3 separate regions of the Mus musculus genome follow, and all the other regions are linked to region 1. A link is a loop called in an ENCODE intact Hi-C map of the cell type or tissue named here. Cell type or tissue: left cerebral cortex. All regions are shown on one strand. Each heading gives the region's core, and the rest is flanking DNA. Links, peaks and the distances in the headings are about the cores only.

The links. A loop is a pair of places that touch in the nucleus more often than their neighbours do. Peaks named below come from ENCODE experiments on the same cell type or tissue, not always from the same donor. Only the 100,000 strongest peaks of a DNase experiment are listed, where the experiment ranks them.
Region 2: a loop joins it to region 1, with 5 times the contacts of the local background. A loop is called at or near these places in 4 of 42 quality-filtered maps.
Region 3: it touches region 1 in a loop (8-fold over the local background); 2 of 42 quality-filtered maps call a loop at or near these places.

Annotation. Positions count from the first base shown.
Region 1 is chr10:106,465,055-106,471,592 of GRCm38, reverse strand. It overlaps Ppfia2 (protein tyrosine phosphatase, receptor type, f polypeptide (PTPRF), interacting protein (liprin), alpha 2), which reads right to left and starts at 1,283. Exons shown (of 32, transcript NM_001205341.1): 1 at 1,002-1,283. In left cerebral cortex, for the core only: no CTCF peak of the experiment used is centred there; DNase peaks (open chromatin) are centred at 742, 1,349, 2,080 and 2,958; H3K4me3 peaks cover 2,167 bases; H3K27ac peaks cover 2,021 bases.
Region 2 is chr10:105,864,738-105,871,275 of GRCm38, reverse strand. No RefSeq gene overlaps it. Among named protein-coding and RNA genes, the nearest start is that of Ccdc59, 27 kb to the right of the region's middle. In left cerebral cortex, for the core only: a CTCF peak has its summit at 3,744 (motif pointing left); a DNase peak (open chromatin) is centred at 3,744.
Region 3 is chr10:106,412,500-106,419,037 of GRCm38, reverse strand. No RefSeq gene overlaps it. Among named protein-coding and RNA genes, the nearest start is that of Ppfia2, 55 kb to the left of the region's middle. In left cerebral cortex, for the core only: no CTCF peak of the experiment used is centred there; a DNase peak (open chromatin) is centred at 3,840.

The sequences.
Region 1 (6,538 bases), core at 526-5,525:
CCTCTTTTATGTCAATGTGAAATATAATTGCATTAACCTCATCTAGATAGAGATGACTTGACACGTAAACTATTGAAGGTTTCAGGACCCAGTTTCAGACAGTGTAAATTTCATTTTTAAGAGAGAGAAAAATAATAACCCTGATTGGTTTAATTATCTCAGTGCTTAAATTTAGCACGAATAATTTTATATCAAGAAAACCAACTCCCACGCTGTCAGGATATAACCTTGACTGTCTTCTAAACCTCTCAGAATCCAAAATAAAAGTTTTGAATGCCCAGTGGAGTCATTCAGCAAGAATTTTGAGATCCAGTGTGATCCTTGGTAATATGTGTTCTTAGGAGCTATACCTATTCAGACAAGAACATTCCAAAAGACTTTTATTTCTGTAAGTCGATAACTTCATTTAATTATATTTCTAGAAATTATACACTACCACAGGCAAAGAAGCAGTCGTTCTCTGTAACAAGTTTCTTCTTCGGCAAAGGCTTACTTAGTCTTCGGAACCCTCCCAGCTCTGTCTCCGTTAAAGGAGTAATTCAGTAAGAGAAAGCCTAGCCATTGTCTGATTACATTACACGAATATTTCTCCTCCTCTTTAACTCTTTGAAATCCCCTGTCCTCGGGAAATATTCCTACCATGTCTAATGGAAGCATTTTCACTTTCTTTACCTCTGTGCCTGCTCGGATGGTCAAACAGCAAGCGTACCCCACACTGCTGGACAGTTACTGCTCAGCCACACCCCCACCACCCCGAAAGAAGTTGACTTCATAATTTCCACACTAAAATTGTTCATCAGCCCCAGGAGAGAACGAGCTAGGCAGGAGCTAGAAAAATCGGGGATGGAGAAGATGGGTGGAAAGCAAAGGTAACTAATACCCACAAGGAGGACTTTGCCTCTCCTCTTCCCTGGGGGCGGGGTGGGGCTGGGGAGGTGGTCAAGGGGGGAAAAAACCCGAAGCGGAAGAGAAACCATGCAACTCGAATACAGTTTCTGTACCTAATGTCTCTTATTTCAGGTCCTGTTTCTTCAATTGTCAATGACAACCGCAGTCTCGGCTGGAGGAGAGGTGAGGCTCACACCCAGCAGTCCTGGACCATTTCCTTAGCAACGGGAGGAGAAAGACAGCTTAGACACTCGCGAGCCCCAGCGTTCTCTTGGAACGTGCCCTGGCTTCCTAACGTGGCAGCAGTTCGGCATCTTCCCGTGGCTCCGTCAGCAGCCAAAAGGAGAAAGGTCCATCGGAAAAATGGCATATTACAAATTTTGCTTTGGGAAGCAGGGCTCGGTTCAGACCATTGTCAAAGGGAAGAGAGGGGGAGGCGGTTCTTAAAGCAGCCGCGGTCCCTTTGCCGCCCAAGCAGCGGCAGCCGCCGCCGCCGCCGCCACTTTCGCGTGCAGCAGGAGCCCCGGGGCGGAGAGATGGTAATCCGGGACTGGATCTGACTTTCAGAAACTTAACGTAGCATAACTTCTCCCCTTGGCATCCCGGGCCACCCAGAGAGGGTGAAGACGTGTCCCTCCAAACAGGAACTTTGGGGTGAAGTGTGGGAAGTACCTATATGGAAGGGACATTCTCCACCCAATACCCCACCCGGAGCCCCTGTGAAGTTTATGGTAAATGTTGGGAGTTTGATGGTTAAAAGGAAGTGAGTCCCCTGGGGATGCTAGAAGCAGGACAGGTCTTCTCTGGGTGCCCAGCCTACTTCTATTCTAGGGTGTATCCTTTCACTTAAAGGAGGTGCTTCTTTTCTGGGAAGGTAAGCAGAAACACACACACACACACACACACACACACACACACACACACACACACACATGCACACCACCCACCTCCGAAGACACCCCCGCCCCATCATCGCGCGCTGCCTCCGCCCGCTGCAACAATTTTTTTTTCCTTCCAGTCCCTCTGCAATTCATCTGCTTGCATCAGTTGGCCGACAGAACCAACCTGCTGGGAACTGAGTGAGGATGCTACAGCATCTTCTCACTTGCCTAGTGCAAGCCTAGGATACTCCTCCTTCTGTGTCTCCTCCCCTCCTCCTCCTTGGCAATCTCCACCTCCTCTTCCTCTGGAACAAGGGCTTCCCCTGGAAGCTGCCGCAGTGGTTTCCACCGGCGGCCCTTAAATAAATTCTGAAGTCATCACGTCTTTTCTCTCCTCCTCACGCACACGCGCTCGTGGATACATTCCACTCTTCTCCCCAAAAGCTTCTCCGGGGCTGCTGAGGATCACTCTGGTCTCAATGCTCCTGATGAGGGCGAGGACCACGGGTGATCTAAAGTATAAATGGGTTCTCTTTGCCCTGCCTGCGCTTTTCCCACACAATCATCTTTACAGGAAAGCTTGTGTTGGCATGTGCTTTTGAGAACTGGGAACCTTCCTGCTCTGTGGCCTTCTGTGTTTGCTGTGGCTCTCTGCCGCTTTCTTCTCTTGAATCAGAGGCAAGGTAGTCAAGCTCACCGGAACCTGAATCAGTCTAGGGTGTGGCTGGGTCTGTCACTTTGCCTTACCTCTTCAGGTCGCCTCCATTCATTGCCTTAGCGCTGAGGATCTCATGTTAAGTGTTCCCTGTCTGCATGACTGAATTTCAGCTTTCAATAGTCTGGCAGCCCCAAGAACATGTTCTAGTCCCCAGAAACTTTCCCCTCCCCCATTTCTCCTCCTCCCTCAAGCATCTCTGTCTCTCTCTGTGACTCTCTCCCTCCCTCTGTCTCTTTCCTCCCTCTTTTCCCTCTCCCCGACCGTGTGTGTGTGTGTGTGTGTGTGTGTGTGTGTGTGTGTGTCCATTCATATAGATCAAGAATAAGGAGACACCAGTAGATAAAAACCAATACATTAAGGAAATGTTTGAGAGAGGAAGATACTGATGCACTAAAGGAACACAAAGAGAATTAAGCATCAAGTAGACATTGAATAGAAGTTACAGCAAGGGTCCAGAGTAAGCAGTATTAGAAGCCCCAAAGAGCAGAATCCAGATTTCACTGAGAAATGATGTGCACATCCTGACTCACTGAAGTATGATCACTAGATGAAGTTCTTTTGGGGGAAGAACTTAACTAGTTGATGACTCTACAGTAAAGTTTAAGATGAGCCATATGATTTATATCCCTTTCTCTCCTGGACTGTTATTCAAGTTTCGCATCACAATGTAAGAATTGAGTGTAAAAATATTAAACATTAGTAGATGAATAGTATTATTGTTATATGCTACATAAAGTACTATTTCTCAAACATGCTCACTTGAGTGTCCTAGTTCTTTGTAGATGCTGGGACTCTAAGCCTCGGGTGGATCCTGAGAGGCCACACTCTTAACAATGTCTATACAATACACTGCATTGGTGTGAACAAAATCTCCCCCCTCAAAGAAGCTGTGTCTGTTGAGACTAATGGACTGATTGGAATGTTCCAGGTCCAGAGGCTAATTATTTTGTCTCACGCTAACATTGGCCGCTAGGAACAGTCATTCCCTATCAAAATGGAGAAAGGTTCGTATAAGAAGTTTGCAAAAGCACTAGATTATCCCATTAGCAAGAACACAAGAAACACCATTGTGAATGTTCCTATAGCTTATTGTCCATCCAATTCAGCATACAATATATATATATATATCCAAGGCAGCTTCTTATAATGAACCTTGCTTGGTCTCAACCCCCATAGCCATGCATCCTTCAGGTCAAAGGTGCTGTCTGTCTCAACCTTATAATTCCTGAGAAGTTCCAAAATGATACTAGTCCAGCTATCTCAGCATCCCACATTGATAACCACTGCCTAAATATTCACAGAAATGTAAAAAAATAAAGGAGCTACTAAATATCCATTCATGAAGTGAAAAGTCTTTTTGTACTTTTTATTATATATGAACAGTTTTAATGTTAAGGCCATCACTGGCTTCCACTGATTTTAATAGATGGTAAATTAAACAGTATGGTGAACTAAAACTATCTCCATATAATTGTCTACATTTAGTAGTATTAGTGCATAAGATGAAAATATGAATTTAGTTCGTAGATACATATAGGATCATGGTCATAGATATATAATGCTTCTTTTGTACATTTTATTACAAATATTACTTTCTATATTTATTGTTTAAAAGGAGTATAGCACAAAACTACTTTTATGTATACTATAGTGGGTGATTTTTCAATTATACATGTCCTGAGTATCAAATGAAATAATAGTATTAGCCAGAATCTCTAAAGAACAGACCCAATATAATGAAAATACATAAATGGATTATAGATTGTGGTCTGGCTGGTTTTACAATGCCTGTCTCTCAATGGAAAGGCTAAGAATCCTGTATTCTTTGAGTGCACCAGGCTGTATGCGATGCCAAAGATATAAGTTCTGGTACCAGGAAAGGAATTTCTCAACCACAGGATAGATGAAACTGTCCATGAAAGAGAGAGCAAGCAGGGAAAGTATCAACAGCTTTGTGTTTCCTGGTCCTTTTATGTGGGCTGCTATCAGAAGGTATGACCCTGGTTTAATGTGTCTCCTCGAATGACCCAATCAAGAATATCCCACAGAGGTATATTCAGCAGCTTGGGTTATAGTTAATTCCAAATATGGTAAAGTTGAATATCAAGATGTCAACTTGTGAACTTGACAAACAAAATTCCACCTCTTTATGTCATACATAATTTCCAAATGAAAAAAATAGCCAGCATAATTCTACCTAGCATGACACATCTGTCCCACTTAGAAACCTCAAATGAGTTATATATTTTATCACAGGTGGCAATGGGCAATGTCCGCGGTGGAATGATTGGCCTTTTAGTACATTATATCTGCTGTGTGTGTGTGTGTGTGTGTGTGTGTGTGTGTGTGTGTGTGTATGTGTGTGTGTGTGTTTATGTATATATATATATATATATATATATATATATATGTATGTATATATATATATGCAATGTATATAGTATTTCAAACTGTGATGGAAGCACATTATTGCAATGTGCACTTCTGCATATGGTCATGTACCCTCTACTAGTGGCTATAAATACCGTCTTCTATTACACATTCTATTTTCTCCCACCCTTAGAAAGCGCCTCAGTAGTTCTTGAGAACTGAAAGGAGTGACTCTTACCTTCGTTCATGAAGAATTCAGATCTGTTGTGTCCTTCCTGGATTGGATTTTTTTAGTTCTCGATTGACTTTAAACACAATACATAACAACAAGAAATGCCCTAAAGGATTCTGTGCAGCTCCTGCATAATCTTCCTTATCTCCATTGCAAGGAAGCAACACAATTTTCCCATGCAGCATGCGTGCAATAGACTTTCCCATGGCATCCAGCTGTGTAAAGCCTATCCCCATAGAACTTCCTTGACTCCCCTGCAATTAATGTCTCTACCAAAGCAATGATGCTGGCAAGAAGTGTCCTCTCCTACCTTTAGCAATGCAGCTTAGCTTTTTAGAGACACTATACTGAAGTTACCATTCACCATGAGACCTTCAGTCTCCTGAGAAAATCTGATGATCGTGATGAGAAATATTCTGTAAGTTTTTCATAGTTTCTCTGTCTCTACTTTGAACTTTGAGATATTGAAACAGAAGGTCCATGAAATGCCCATAAAGCACTATGGTGTATCATGGCTTTGAGCCCCTTAATTCTGTTAAATCTTAAATTCCACTACAGTTCCTCTGCACAAGTCATTCGTAGAATCTCAATACTGGGTAGTTTGGATCAATAAATCCTCCTAACACTGTTATTCCTTTCTTAGCCTCTTGGGCTTAAGAACATCAGAGGCATAACCAGGGAAAGTAACCAGGGGAAGGAAGTCCATTGAACTTTTTATTCAATGGAATGTTTGCTTTGTCTCCTGGCAGGAGGACTCCCCTGTCAGGACCCAAAACTTCTAGGTCAGCAGAACTTAAGGCCACAGGAACAGGAAGCAAAATCTTTCATTGTACATCACTAGAGATGTTGTGATAGTGAGTTGGAACACTGCCAATTAGTGATACAAAAACAATTCATGATGTGTGCGAAAAATGTTTTATGTTAATGCTAATCAAGATGGATTCGAATGTATAATACAGTTTCATAAGATAATGCGCCAAAGAAAATAAGTAATTAAGGATAAGCAATGAAAATAACAAAGATTTAGTAAATAACAAATTAATTTTTCACATATAAGGATGGTTTCGATACAAATACAAGGCAAGTAGTAACTGAATAGAACAAGTGTATATCTCAGTATCTTCTAATTTCAACTATATAGGTAACCATCTTGGCATTTTGGCAAAATGTGTGTGTGTGTGTGTGTGTGTCTTACCACATATGGCTACGAGTTAGGATCAGATAGCTTATCAGGGACTCATCCCAGAAGACTAATTCCTCTCAGCAGCAATTAATTGTAGTGGCAGGTGGTATTAAAAAATGAGCCAACTCACATGATATGTACTCGCTGATAAGTGAATATTAGCCCAGAAACTTAGAATACCCAAGATATAAGATACAATTTGCGAAACACATGAAGCTCAGGAAGAACGAAGACCACGGTGTGGATACTTTGCCCCTTCTTGGAAT
Region 2 (6,538 bases), core at 814-5,813, 600 kb after region 1:
ATTGACCAAAGAGGCCCCAATGGAAACTCCCAATCAAGGCCAGGGCTATTGCTTGGGCTTCACAAACTGACAGCAGGCCATTTTTCTGAAGACAACACTTATATATCGCCTTGAACACAGAGAAGTTGAGTTGGTGCCTAAGGAAAGTCTTCATTCCTTTGGACTAGTGTCCATGCTACTGGAAAGTACTTGGCAACACTACTGGAAAATAAAAAAATAAACAACAAAACAAACAAAACGAAACAAACAAACCAAAAACCCCACCAACACTAACAAAAAACAGAAACTGCAGCCAGCTATATGCTCTTCAGTCTACAATGTTGACTTGTCTTCATGATAGGTTGATGGAAGAGTGGCACAAAAGCTGTGGAAATAACCAATAACTGTCTGGTTGGATTTAAGGCTCACTCTGTGATTTGGAACCCATCCCCAACACTGTTCAGGTGTCCAAGAACCTGAAACTAGATAGGTTATGGAACTAGAAAAGAACAAATATTACTGTTCTGCTAAAGAAACAGGAATAAAATGACTTCTTATGACATTCTGCAAGTGTCCGTAGATAGATCAGTATCTCACTGAGCCAGCATCCAAGAAGCTTCATCTTGAAGGAGATGGCAATTAATACAGAGACCCACAACTAGACAAAGTGCAAAACATGAGAGACCTTGGAACACTCCATCCTACATGGGATGTCTTCATCAAACCCCTCACTTTAAAGTTCAGGGAATTTTTGCTGAAAGAAGAGGTGGAAAGTTTGTAATAGTCACTGGGAATGGAAGGCACCAAGGAAACAAGGCCTTCCAGAAACAAAATAACTGAAATGCATATGAACTCACAGAGAACTTACTGTGGTAATGGGCACTGGGTCTACACAGGTTCAAGCCAGATGGGGTCCTAGTGCTGAGAGAGGAACAAGCTATCTCCAAGTGACAACTGCTCACAAAGAAAAACTCAGTCTTCTCCAGTAGGATGTGATTGGGTACATAAACCATAGGTAAGGGCAGCTCCCATGCCCAGCAGCAGACAACCATCACATGATTGGGTCTATAAACCACAGTTAAAGGTACCTCCCATGCCCAGCAGCAGATGGGCATCACAAAGGGAAGCCAATGATCCTTGTGGAGATGTTTTGTCTCATAATACTTTGGATTGGCACCTGTATTGTGAAACATATGTTTTATTTTTAAATTCTGAATTGGGAGAGTTTATCCCATGAATGAGAAAATTTTACTCTGAGACTTATGATTTATAATACATTATAAAAATATCTTACCAGTTTTGATCCTGTTATGTCTGACAAGGTTTATTTGATGTGCAGATATATTTGTAAGTTCTTGTAGTGAAATAAACCCTTTTTTCTTCAAGGTACTACTTGATTTTTCCTCAGTGCTAGAAAAGCTTGGATCATCAAGTACATATGCAAATGTTACAAATGTATTTATTCATATGTCTGTTACAGGTGTGAGGATTTATGTGCATGTGTGTGCACTGGTGTGTGGAAGCCAGATACTGATGTCAGATGTCTTTTCTATTACTCTCTACATTATATGTTAAAGCATGGTCTCTCAGCTCAGTCCAGAGCTCGCCACATCAGCCAATCTAGCCAACCAGATTGCTGCAGGAACCCCACCTCTGCCTCCAGGGCTCTGGGATTACAAGCAGGCTGCTATATGCTCAACTTGCATTTACCTGATTGAGTTCTGGTCCCCATGTGTGATGGTTTGAATAAGATTGGCCCACACAGACTCATGTGTCTCAATGATTGGCCCATAAGGCATGGCACTTTTAGAAGGTGTGGCCTTGTTGGAGAGAGTGTGTTATTGTTGGTGGAAGTGTGTCACTGTTGGTGTGGGCTTTGAAGTCTTATATACTCAAGCTATGCTCAGTGTGGCACACAGTCCCCCTTCTGCTACCTGCAGATCAAGATGTAGAACTCTCAGCTCATTCTCCAGCCCTATGTCTGCCTGTATACTGCCATACTTCTTGCCTTGGTAATAATGAACTAAACCTCTGAAACTGTAAGCCAACTTCAATGAAATGTTTTCCTTTGTAAGAGTTGCTGTGGTTTGGATGTCTCTTCACAGCAATAGAGACCGTAAGAGATCACGCTTGTAAGATAGCGGGCTCTGTGTCCACAGATCTATATTTTCCTTTATACTTCATAAGCCCATTTTCAAATGAGCATACTTCATAAGACTTAGGTTTCCATGATTCATAACTCCATTTGTGTCTTGCACACACGTGCCTCTGTGTGTGTGTGTGTGTGTGAGTGTGTGTGTGTGTGTGTGTGAGTGTGTATGTGTGTGTGTGAATGTGTGTGTGTGATTGTGTGTGTGAGTGTGTGTGTGTGTGTGAATGTGTGTGTGTGAGTGTGTGTGAGTGTGTGTGTGAGTGTGTGTGTGAGTGTGTGTGTGTGTGAGTGTGTGTGTGTGTGTGTGTGTGTGTGCTGAGAATTGCATCTGGAGTTAGCAAATGATGGTCGAATGAGCTGTATTCTCAACCGTAAATACAAATTGGAAAGTACTGAAGTTAAATTTGTTTCCATTAGCAAGGTACTATGTGAAATATTTTTAAGGGGAAATCTCAACAGTGGTAATTTTTAGAGTATATTATCTGGATATTTATTTTAAATTTTAAAGTTTTTCTACAAAATGCATTTGTTCAAGGAATTTTAGACTCAGAGTAAAATTTTAAACCACTGTAAATACTTTCTTGTCCCTATTTAATTTTATTTATATTGTTATTTTTTTAGAGTATATTAACACATGTCTCTACATATTAAAATAAGTACATACTTATACACCAAATACTATAGCTTGACAACAGACAGAACTCTATCTGGGACAAAAACTAAGTGGATATAGCAAACTCAGAGTAATGAAGTTGGTCTGATAGAGCATTAACTTAGCACTAGGCTTCCTGACTTAAAAAAAAAATTGACACAACAAAACCAGCTCTACTGTGCTGTCACATAACAGACAAGTGGCCCACGGGGCTTTTATAACCTTTGCCTGATTGAATTACTGTCCCTGAGAGGTTCAGTGGAGCGTTTCCTACTTCATCCAGTCTCCACCATTCTAATATTTATAAATAGCCAAAAGCAGCAGGCCACAATCAAAAACAGCACTGGAATAACGAAGGTTTTCAAAACATCTAAAAACAGCCCATTTATAAATTCATTCAATTAGCCCTGTCTTCGCTTGTTGGGTACAGGGTGTGTTCAGGTTTCCTACAGGGTATGCAAATGAGCAGGAACTTTACAGATATCTACTGTGGCTGCTCACAGAAGACTGTTTCTATGTCTAGTCTCACATTAGAGCACTGTTCATCTTAAGAAATGGATGGTAAAAAATAACATGCACTTACTATTGTACAGTCATTTGCAATTTTTCATAGCTTTGGTCTTTAAAAAAATAATAAGTAGGAGTCACATCAAATATATGCCATGTTATATCAATTTCATGTTACTTGTATTGTTATATTCATAAACCAAATTTATGCCCCAAATTTCTTTCTCCCTTTCAAAAAAAGACCTAGGTTCATCCCTAAATTCAACAATACATGGAAGGCATGAAAATATTTAGGTAAGGTTTGGTTGTGTAGGAGTAACTGTGATCAATGAAAACACCTAAATGAGTAAATATTTTGAATTCTTTAAATTTATTCCATAAATCAGTAAAATGATACATTTAAAAATTATTTTCAATCCCTCGCTAGCAAAAAACAGTTGCTTGTCTGCCCTCTGCTGGCTTTGAGAGGATAGTTCAACTTTACAAAGAGTATATTTGCACAGTAGTTTAGCACAGAAAAATGAGAAACACTTGTAAACGCTTTAAACACTACACAATTATTTAAGCTATAATTAAAATCTAAGTAAAAATTAACCGTTCGTATACTTCTTTCAGGACTAAAGCACAGCTTAGAGTCAGAAGATCTGGAAAGTGAGGCTATCAGCATGAAATCAAGTTAATTGGAAGTTTTTAAGCAGACAAAGAGAAAAACCAAAAGAGCCCCAAAAGCAGAAAATCATTTAGTATTTACAAATAATACGGGTTGAACACAGAGTCAAGCATGTGCTAATAATTTATGATGAGATAATTGTTCTTATTTATAGAAAAAAACAGAGGCCTCATCCACAAACCTCACATAAAACTAAATTTTAGGCAGCAGTCTAAAAACGTTAAATAGAAAACTCTAAATCTATAGAAAGACTACTAGCAGTTTGAAGAATTGTTTGTCAGTAGGGACTGTCAGAAGTAAGAAACTGGGAAAGTCACAGAAGAAATGACCGGCACAGTGTACTGCAAATGCATTTTTGTAAGAGGAACACTCGGTAAAGGCAGAGGCAAAGATCGGTGTCAAAAACAGCACGAGGCATACTGTACAATTGCACAAATTCTCTGATTGCAAAGTCTGACCATGGAGCAGTGAGAAAACAAAAATAGTTCCATGGAAAAAAATAAAGATTTATTTAAAAGAAATGCCTAAAAGAAATCTAAGCTCACCGTGACAATGTTCATCTGTAACTCAGGAGACTGTGGTAGGAGAATCAGGAGTTCAAAGCTAGCCTGAACTAGTCAAAGCTGCTTTTCTCACAAAAAAAAAAAAAAAAAAAAAAAAAAAAGTGGAAATGTGGTAGAGGGGAGAGAAGACATAGAAAGAAAAATTTAAACCACCAGTAAGTGTGTAAAAGTTTTAGAACCCACATTATTAATCTAGGAAAATAAAATAAAATGTGATATATATATATGTTTGTGTGTGTGTGTATACACACACATACATATATATGTATATATAAATACATATAGAATATATAATACATATATAATGTATAATATATATGTATATTTAAATGAAGATTATAAATCATTGATGACCAAAATTGGAAACAATAGCATCACATCTAATCTGCTGCAAAAGTTATAATATATTTTGGCGCTAATTGTAAATTATAAATGCATGTACATTTCACACATATAATTTTGGTGAAGCAATTCTACTTAGAATTTATCCAACAAAAATTTCAATAGGTCACTACCCAAGAATATTCAGATATGAGTACATGATACATTTGGTGCGGCAAAAAGCAGCAAAACTCAAATATGAGAAAAATAAGATTAAATTTTTGTATAGCCATCCTATTATACAATTATTAGAAGAATCTTTTAGAAATGTATGCACTGATCATAAAGATGAATCACTCAGATGGATCATAATGAGTCATTAAGGAAAGTATAGATGATGATATAACATTTATATATGATTGAGAGAGAGAGAGAGCGAGAGAGCGAGAGAGAGAGAGAGAGAGAGAGAGAGAGAGAGAGAGAGAGAGAGAGAGAGAGAAATGTCAGGAAATGACTAAATCCTTTATATTAACTAACAAGGAGGTACGAATGGGTAGGGTGGAAATAATTTTCAGCTTTATATTTCTTTATAAATCTTCAGTACTTGGTAACATTTTAATTATTTCAGTTAGGACGGTATTAATATGTTAATGACATCGCTTAGTTTGCACAGTCAACAGGAAGTACTCATATATCACATCTTTAAGGATGTGTAGGACAATTGCTTGAACTGTTTCTTTTTTTTAATTTTAAACAAATTTTTCATTAGATAATTTCATCATTTACATTTCAAATGCTATCCCGAAAAAGTCCCCTATACCCTTCCCCTGCCCTGCTCCCCAACCCACCCACTCCCCCTTCCTGGCCCTGGCATCTTAATTCCTCTTCTTAGCATATCCTTAAGCTCCCTAGTGGCTTTTGGATTTAGCCTTCTAACCCAGTTCCTGCCTACAGCTGTAGGCTTACAGATTACCCATAGTAAGTGTCTCTCCAAGTAGCATTTCATGTGATTCCTTCCGGTTGGCTGTGATAGCAGGTTCTGGCGATGGATGCCCAAAATAGCTTCCAAAATTATTCCAGGAAAAAAAAAAAAGACAGTGCACTATTTTGTTTTGTTCTTTTTTCTTCATCCTTGGCTCCACACTAGAATCAACTAGGGAACAAACAAAACACCCTGCTTTGCTGTACTTTCCCTATCTTGGAGCTACACAAGGTTTACTAAGCTACTATTTTCAGATGGCTCTCCAGGTGATTCTGCAGCAAAGCGGGGATTTAACATTATTAGCAAGCCTTAAACCTGTGCCGCAGAAGCGCCTGGAGTCTGCTTGGTGCCTCAGCCTGGCATCCTGAAGAGGAAGACCAACTGGAACAATACATAAGAGGAAAGTAGGTTTTTCACTATGGTACTGTATGCCATTGCTGTATTTCCCCCATTTCACACTATCTTAAATTGGCTTCATTGTGTGGAATGTGTATGGTTCTTCCTATTTAAATATTTTGTTTGGTGAGTAAATTTATGTTGTTGCACAAGGACCACTGTGACTGAGTGTGATGGATAATCTTGCTTGTCAACTTGAATGTATCTGGTATTAACGAAAACACATCTTGATATGCACCCTTTTTGAACTTTTTGAAGAATTTTTTTTGTCAGATTATCTGAAACCAGATTGCCCTCCCTGAACCTCAGCAGCACC
Region 3 (6,538 bases), core at 809-5,808, 53 kb after region 1:
TCCTTGTGAGGCTGGCAAAAGAACTACAAATATTTCTAAGTATCTAGTGGGAAAGAATTTCATCCTTATGGGTTGAAAGAATAAGCAAAATGATAACCAAATTATTTTCTAATCTTACAGAAACACACTTCCTAAAGCCTGCGTGGCAGTAGAAATTTGGCAAGGGCTTTGCACATCAAATTGTTCTCAGGATAAATATTGAGGTGAGGAGACATTTTGAAGGCCTACAATGCAATGTGGGAGATTCCAAGTGGGGGAGGGGACAAAATGGGCATCTTATCAGTCCTGAGAAGTTAAATATTTGGATAGAGAGAATTCTGTTTTTAATAAATAAAACAAAAGAAAACAACCAAAATGAAACACTGTGTGGAATCACAGAGTAGAAATGGGTTTGCATTAATGAAATAACATAAATATAATTAGGACATTGTCAATAGAACTCAATAGAACACTTGCTCTTGCAATGTGGAACATCTAGACAGGAATTGGTAAATAGCAGTCACTGAGTCATAACAATATTGTAAAAATGAACCTTCTTAGACAAAGGGAAGAAAAAAATGAACACAAACAAGCATGTAACATATCTTGGAAACTTTAGTAACATCTAGGTTTCCTAACTCTATTTCATCTTATGTAGTTATTTATATTTGTATAGCCATCAGGCTACTTATGTGTGTGTGTGTCCATGTGGAGGGGAAGAGGGATGTGGGGTGGGGGCGGGGCTGGGATTGTAACAAAATGTTAGAAATATCCATGATAGAGAGATAAACTCAAAGAAGCCATAATAAGAAAAATAGACTCATAATATTATCATTGAGAACAATTATAGTTTCAGATAATAAAACCTCGATTCTATCTTGCTGATCAATGTTTCATTATGCTTTTCAGTACCATGTTCTTTTGATGATATAGTTCTATACTATACTTTGATATCAGGGATGGTGATAGCAACACTGGTATTTTCATTTTCAGGATAGTTGGGCTGTTTAGCTATCCTTGATCTTATGTGTTTCCATATGAATTTTATGATTTCTTTTCAAATTCTTAGGATAATTACATTGAAATTTTGATGAAGATTATATTCAATGTGTATGTAGCTTTTTGGTAGAATGGCCAGTTTCTCAATATTAATTCTTCCCTTTTTTCATTAATTAATTTATTAATTTTACATCCTGACTGCAGTCCCCTCAGTCCTCTCCTCCCAGTACCCCTTAAATCTCCTTCCCTGTATTCTCCCCCTTATTCTCCTCAGAGAAATGGAACCTCCTTCTGATTCCAGCTAACAACCTATCTTGGCATATTAGGTCTCATCAGGTCAAAGAGCATCCTCTCCCACTGAGGCCAGACAAGGCAGCCCAGCTAGGGGAAAATGAATCAAATAACAAATGCACCTTTGTGAAATTAAAAAGAATCTGCATAGTAATGTAGCTGTCCAGCAGCTATGGAGAACTGGGTACCTGAAAGGGAGGCTGGAAATGAAAAAGGATGGGTGAACTAGAGAAGGATGAAGCCAAGACAAAGTTTTCTGATCAAAGCTCAAAGTTTAATTTTCAGCTCTGTGTTTATATAGGGAAAACCCCACACACCCATCCTTTGTTTGGGTTGGACTATGTTGCTTTGTTTCAGTTGGACAATGTTGCAAAGCAAGCTCAGCAGGCAGTCTGCTCCTGCAGGAAACTGCAAGTGTGACAAAGCAGAAGACTTCCACCTACCTTGGAAGACTCCACCCTAGGTGGGTTAGGTCAAGGAAGACCAACTGTGGCAAATAATTAAGGTCTTTTAGCCTGCTCAAGGCTGGGGGAAGGGCACAAGTGAAAACAACATCATTTGTATGAAGAGTCAGCCTAGAGAGCTGGCTTCTTTTTACAGAAGACTTTATTTTGGGTTATGATTTCAAAGGAGAGATTCATAATTTCAGGGAGAGGCATGCATGACAGCAGGTAACTGAAGCAGTAAATTGAGGCATCACATCTTTAGCCACAAACACAAAAGAGAGCCAACTGGAAGCAGAAGAAGAAATAAACTCCCCAAACCCACTCCCTGGGAACAAACTCCCTCGAGGAGAGAAGAACTGGGAAAAGATTTCCTTGCTACAAATCTGACATAGGATTAAAGTCTAGAATATACAAAGGGGAAAAAAGTACACACCAAGAAAACAAACAATCTAATTAAAAAGTAAGATCTGTAGCTAAACAAAGAGTTCTTAATAAATGCAAAAGTATGAAAACTATGTTTTAAAGGATCAAGGCTAAGCATCCTTAGCCATCAGAGAGATAAACATTAAAATTACTTTAAAATGCCACTGTGTCCTGGTCAGAGTGCCTAAGATAAATATATATATATATATATTTTAATGACAAGGAATATTGACATTGAATTGAGGAAAGGAGACCACTTAGTGTTGGGTGTGTTGAAACTACTGTGAAAAGTGATATGAACACCACCTCCCACTCCCCCACCCCACCCCTCCATCCCCGCCGAAGCTAGAAGTTATTTTGTGAACAGGTACTACCGTTCCTTGGCAGATACCCAAACAATGCTACATCTTATTACAGAGATAAATATCTCATCCACAGTAACGCTGCTCTATTCACAATAGGCAAGAAATGGAGACAGCCTAGACATCATAGATATCGATATCAGCAGCTAATAAATGGAGCCTTATGAAATTAAAATGTATAATTACTTGGGATTTTTCTAAGCCTGTCCCAGCTCCCGGATAAGGACATGGAGAATTATCTATGTATTTATGACTTTGGCTCTAGCTTAGACTTGCTCCCCAAGTAACTCTTAATGTACATCAACCCCCTTACACCATTTTATGTCTGTCGTGTTGCTGGTTAGTTACCTCTCCCCAGTTTCATATGATGTCTTACCTACTCGCTCCCCCTCAGTGATCATCAGACTTTTATTGACAAGTGAATGCTTTCACACTGTGCATAAGAGTTTATCCCTGCAAAATCATTTATGCCCATTAAAGGGTACCATGGCTTGTGTGATGAGGCAGCCCAGAGAATGGGAAAATGGCTTTACATCTGCCAGAGGGTTATGTTGCAGGATATTGGACCATCTCGTGAACCCTGAGATGGTGAACAGGGTAAAATCTGTTTCTAGTGATATAGCTCAGCACTTACAGACTCCTTTAATCCAAGAGCTATCTGTTTAGTGTAAACAAGGCTTTGTGGTGTCCCTCAGCTCTAGCATACACCTTTAGCCCAAGAGCTCTATGTAAACAAGAGCTAAATAAAGTCAATGACAGGCAAAGCAAGCAACCAGTTGAGAGTGAGTGAACACAGGAAAACTCAGGAAAGAGACAGAAGGGTCTTTGAGTGAAAGGGTATTTAAGACAGTGTGAAGAAGGAGAAAGGGCATTTTTCTTCCTCGGTATCACTGGAGTAGGAAGGTCAGCTGGGTGCGTTCTCTGCCTCTCTGAACTATCAGGCTTTCACCACAGTATCTGGCTCCTGATTCTTCATTTGATAAATCAGACATTTGTGATTTCATATTAAAAACAACAGGATTAGATTCTAGAATATACACAGAGCTAAAAAACAAAAATTAGACATGAAGAAAACAAACAACCTAATTAAAACTGGGCCGTGATTTTAAAAGAGTTCTCAAAAGAGAAAACATAAACGGCTGACAAATTTAAATTTAATGGAGAACATTTGTAAAAATGCTTAACATCATAAGTCATAGGAAAAATGATAATGAAAATTACTTTGAGATTTTTATCTTCCCCCAGTCAGAATGATAAAGAGCAAAGAAACAAAGCACCACAGATGTTGGTGTGGATGTCTGTCCGTGGAGGGGGAGCAGTTAGTCACTGCTGGTGGGAGTGTAAACTAGTATAGCCACTATGTAAATCAGTGTGGAGGTTCCTCACAAAACTGAAAATAGACTTACCATATGATCCAGCTATCCACTTTTGAGCATAAACAAAGGATTTTATAACCTACTACAGAGATAATTGCTCCTCCATGTTCATTTCTACTCTATTCACAATAGCCAAGAACTTGAGACTACCTAGATGTCCATTAACTGATAAACAGATAAATGAAATGTGGTATATATACAGAATTTCATTCAGCTGTAAAAGAAAAATAAACATAAATGGGTGAGTTAGTGATAATCATTCCCAGGGAGTCAACTAAGACCCAGAAAGCCAGATGTGGTACATGTTCCCTGATAAGTGGATGCTAGCTTCACTCTTTTGATATGTGCCCATGGAAGACAGGAAGCTAATAAGGGGCCATGGAGAATTTCATAGGCAGGGGATAGAATATAAGTGATTTGAAGATGGGAAGGGGAATAATGGAACAGAGCAGGTTAAGTTGTGTGTGTGTGTGTGTGTGTAGGTAAGTGGGTATCTAGCACTACAGTCTTGTAAAGTAGCTGTATAAAAACATGCTAGTTAAGTTGTATGTGTGTGTGTGTGTGTGTGTGTGTGTGTAGGTAGGTGGGTAACTAGCACTACAGTCTTTTAAAGTACCTGTATAAAAACATGCTAGTATAGAAGTTTCCAAAAACATATACATGTAAACATAAAATGTATTTCACTTGATGCTGCCCCAAATAGGGGCTTGTCATTGAATTGTTCCACTTGGCCTCAAACTAACTCTGGCAACTTGTTCTAATCATCTGGCTCCTTCTTATGCTCTGGCTTCAGCTGCCTCTGCTGACCTGCCCTGACCTGCATGAACTCACTAAGGAACTCAACTCCCCTGCACTGCACACACTGCACTGACTCCCAACTGACTGCACTGCTTTTTGAAAGCTTCTCTGTGCTGTTCTCATGAAAATTAGGCATATCCAATCTCTGACTTATTCTGTCAAATCTCTTTCTGATTTGTCATTTTGCCCCTCATTTAGACATTGATTTCAAACAGGACTGTTTTCATCTAAAAACTATCCCGACTTATATTGTTTGGCAGTAAAAGTATATTCTAAGGGCATGTCTGCATTCCAGCAAGAGGGATTAAAGGTGGCGTCTCTGTCTTCCAATTAGATCACACAGACATAAGTCTGTGTATGTGATTCCTTACCAAAGCAGCCTTGTTTGCAGGATTAAAATTCCTCTACAATTTATACAATAGAAAATGAGCTCAAAAATTCCCACCTCTGGCTGAGAAGATATTAGCAGTTTATGGCTACTTGGGCGAGAACACTTGGATTTCATCAAAGAACCAGTCATTGATAGGTTACTTATATTCCTGTATATTAATATAGATTGTCTCATGCTCATGCAGCATGCACATACTGGCAACACTAAGTAGGCTTTTGTTGTTGTTGTTGCTTTTGAACTCAGAAATTTGAAAGGGTAAAATGGTAGAAAAGGACAGTACCCGACTGGGAGAGAATGGAGAAGAATGTGAGCAAAAACGTTATATTCATGAATTAAATCTCAAACAAATGCAAAACCAGAATAAATAAAATGAGAGGCAAAGTTTACTCAAGGGAAATATTACATCAGAATGAAAAGAGTGCAGTAATACTTGAGAGGCTCTCACAAAGCAATTTCTGAAATCACACCTTCTCTTATTTTAAAATGGTAATCATAGCTGATATAATAAATATTATATGAGCAACGAATATAGAAAACACAAAGATTCAAGAATGAGAGTGAGGCGTAAGCCCTCAGGTTTGGCACTCACTCGTGCTTGGAACAGAGCCAAGAACCTTCTTTCTGGGAAGCAATTTCATTTCAGCCATTTTATAAAAAAATGTCTTTAGCAATAATACATACCCTTTGACCTACAGTGTTCTTTTCTGTTATCCTATTGAGGACAACAAATATTCTGACAAAGATTAATGATGTGGCATTACTTTTAATATCGAGGTATTGAAAACCACTTACTCGTTTAAAGTCAGAAAGATGATGAAATGTATATTGACACATCCGTTTGCTACTTGGAGTCAAGATTATGGATAGACAAATCCAGATTCTCTGTCTGTACTTGTCTTTCAGTCTTTCTTCCTTCGAGAACAAAAAGAGTTTAATTAATTAACCCACTTCAGGACATTTTGTAAGGATGATATTTGTATGCTCTCTCAAACACATATGAAATAGAAATGCTAGTTTAAGAAGTATTACATGTAGCAGAGGATGGCCGAGTCGGCCATCAATGGGAGGAGAGGCCCTTGGTATTGTGAAGAGCATATGCCCCAGTACAGGAGAATGCCAGGGCCAGGAAGCGGAAGTGGAAGGGTTGGGGAGCATGGCAGGTGGACGGTATAGGGGGCTTTGGGGATAGCATTTGAAATGTAAATGAAGAAACTATCTAATAAAAAAAAGAAGTATTATAAGTAAACGTTGTTTGAATAGAGTCACATGACACTGTCCACTCACTCATACAAAAGATATAGTACATTATCCCATTTTCATTTTTTCCTGTCCATCCAGTTCTGAGGATTTGTTCACATGGTCTATATCTTCCTGTATTTGATCTGAATCTGGAGCTAGTGACTTGTAAACTGAGCTCTGTCAGGTGTTACTTCAGAGCTGTCATTGCAAACAAGGCTAGTTTGCCTCAGTGTA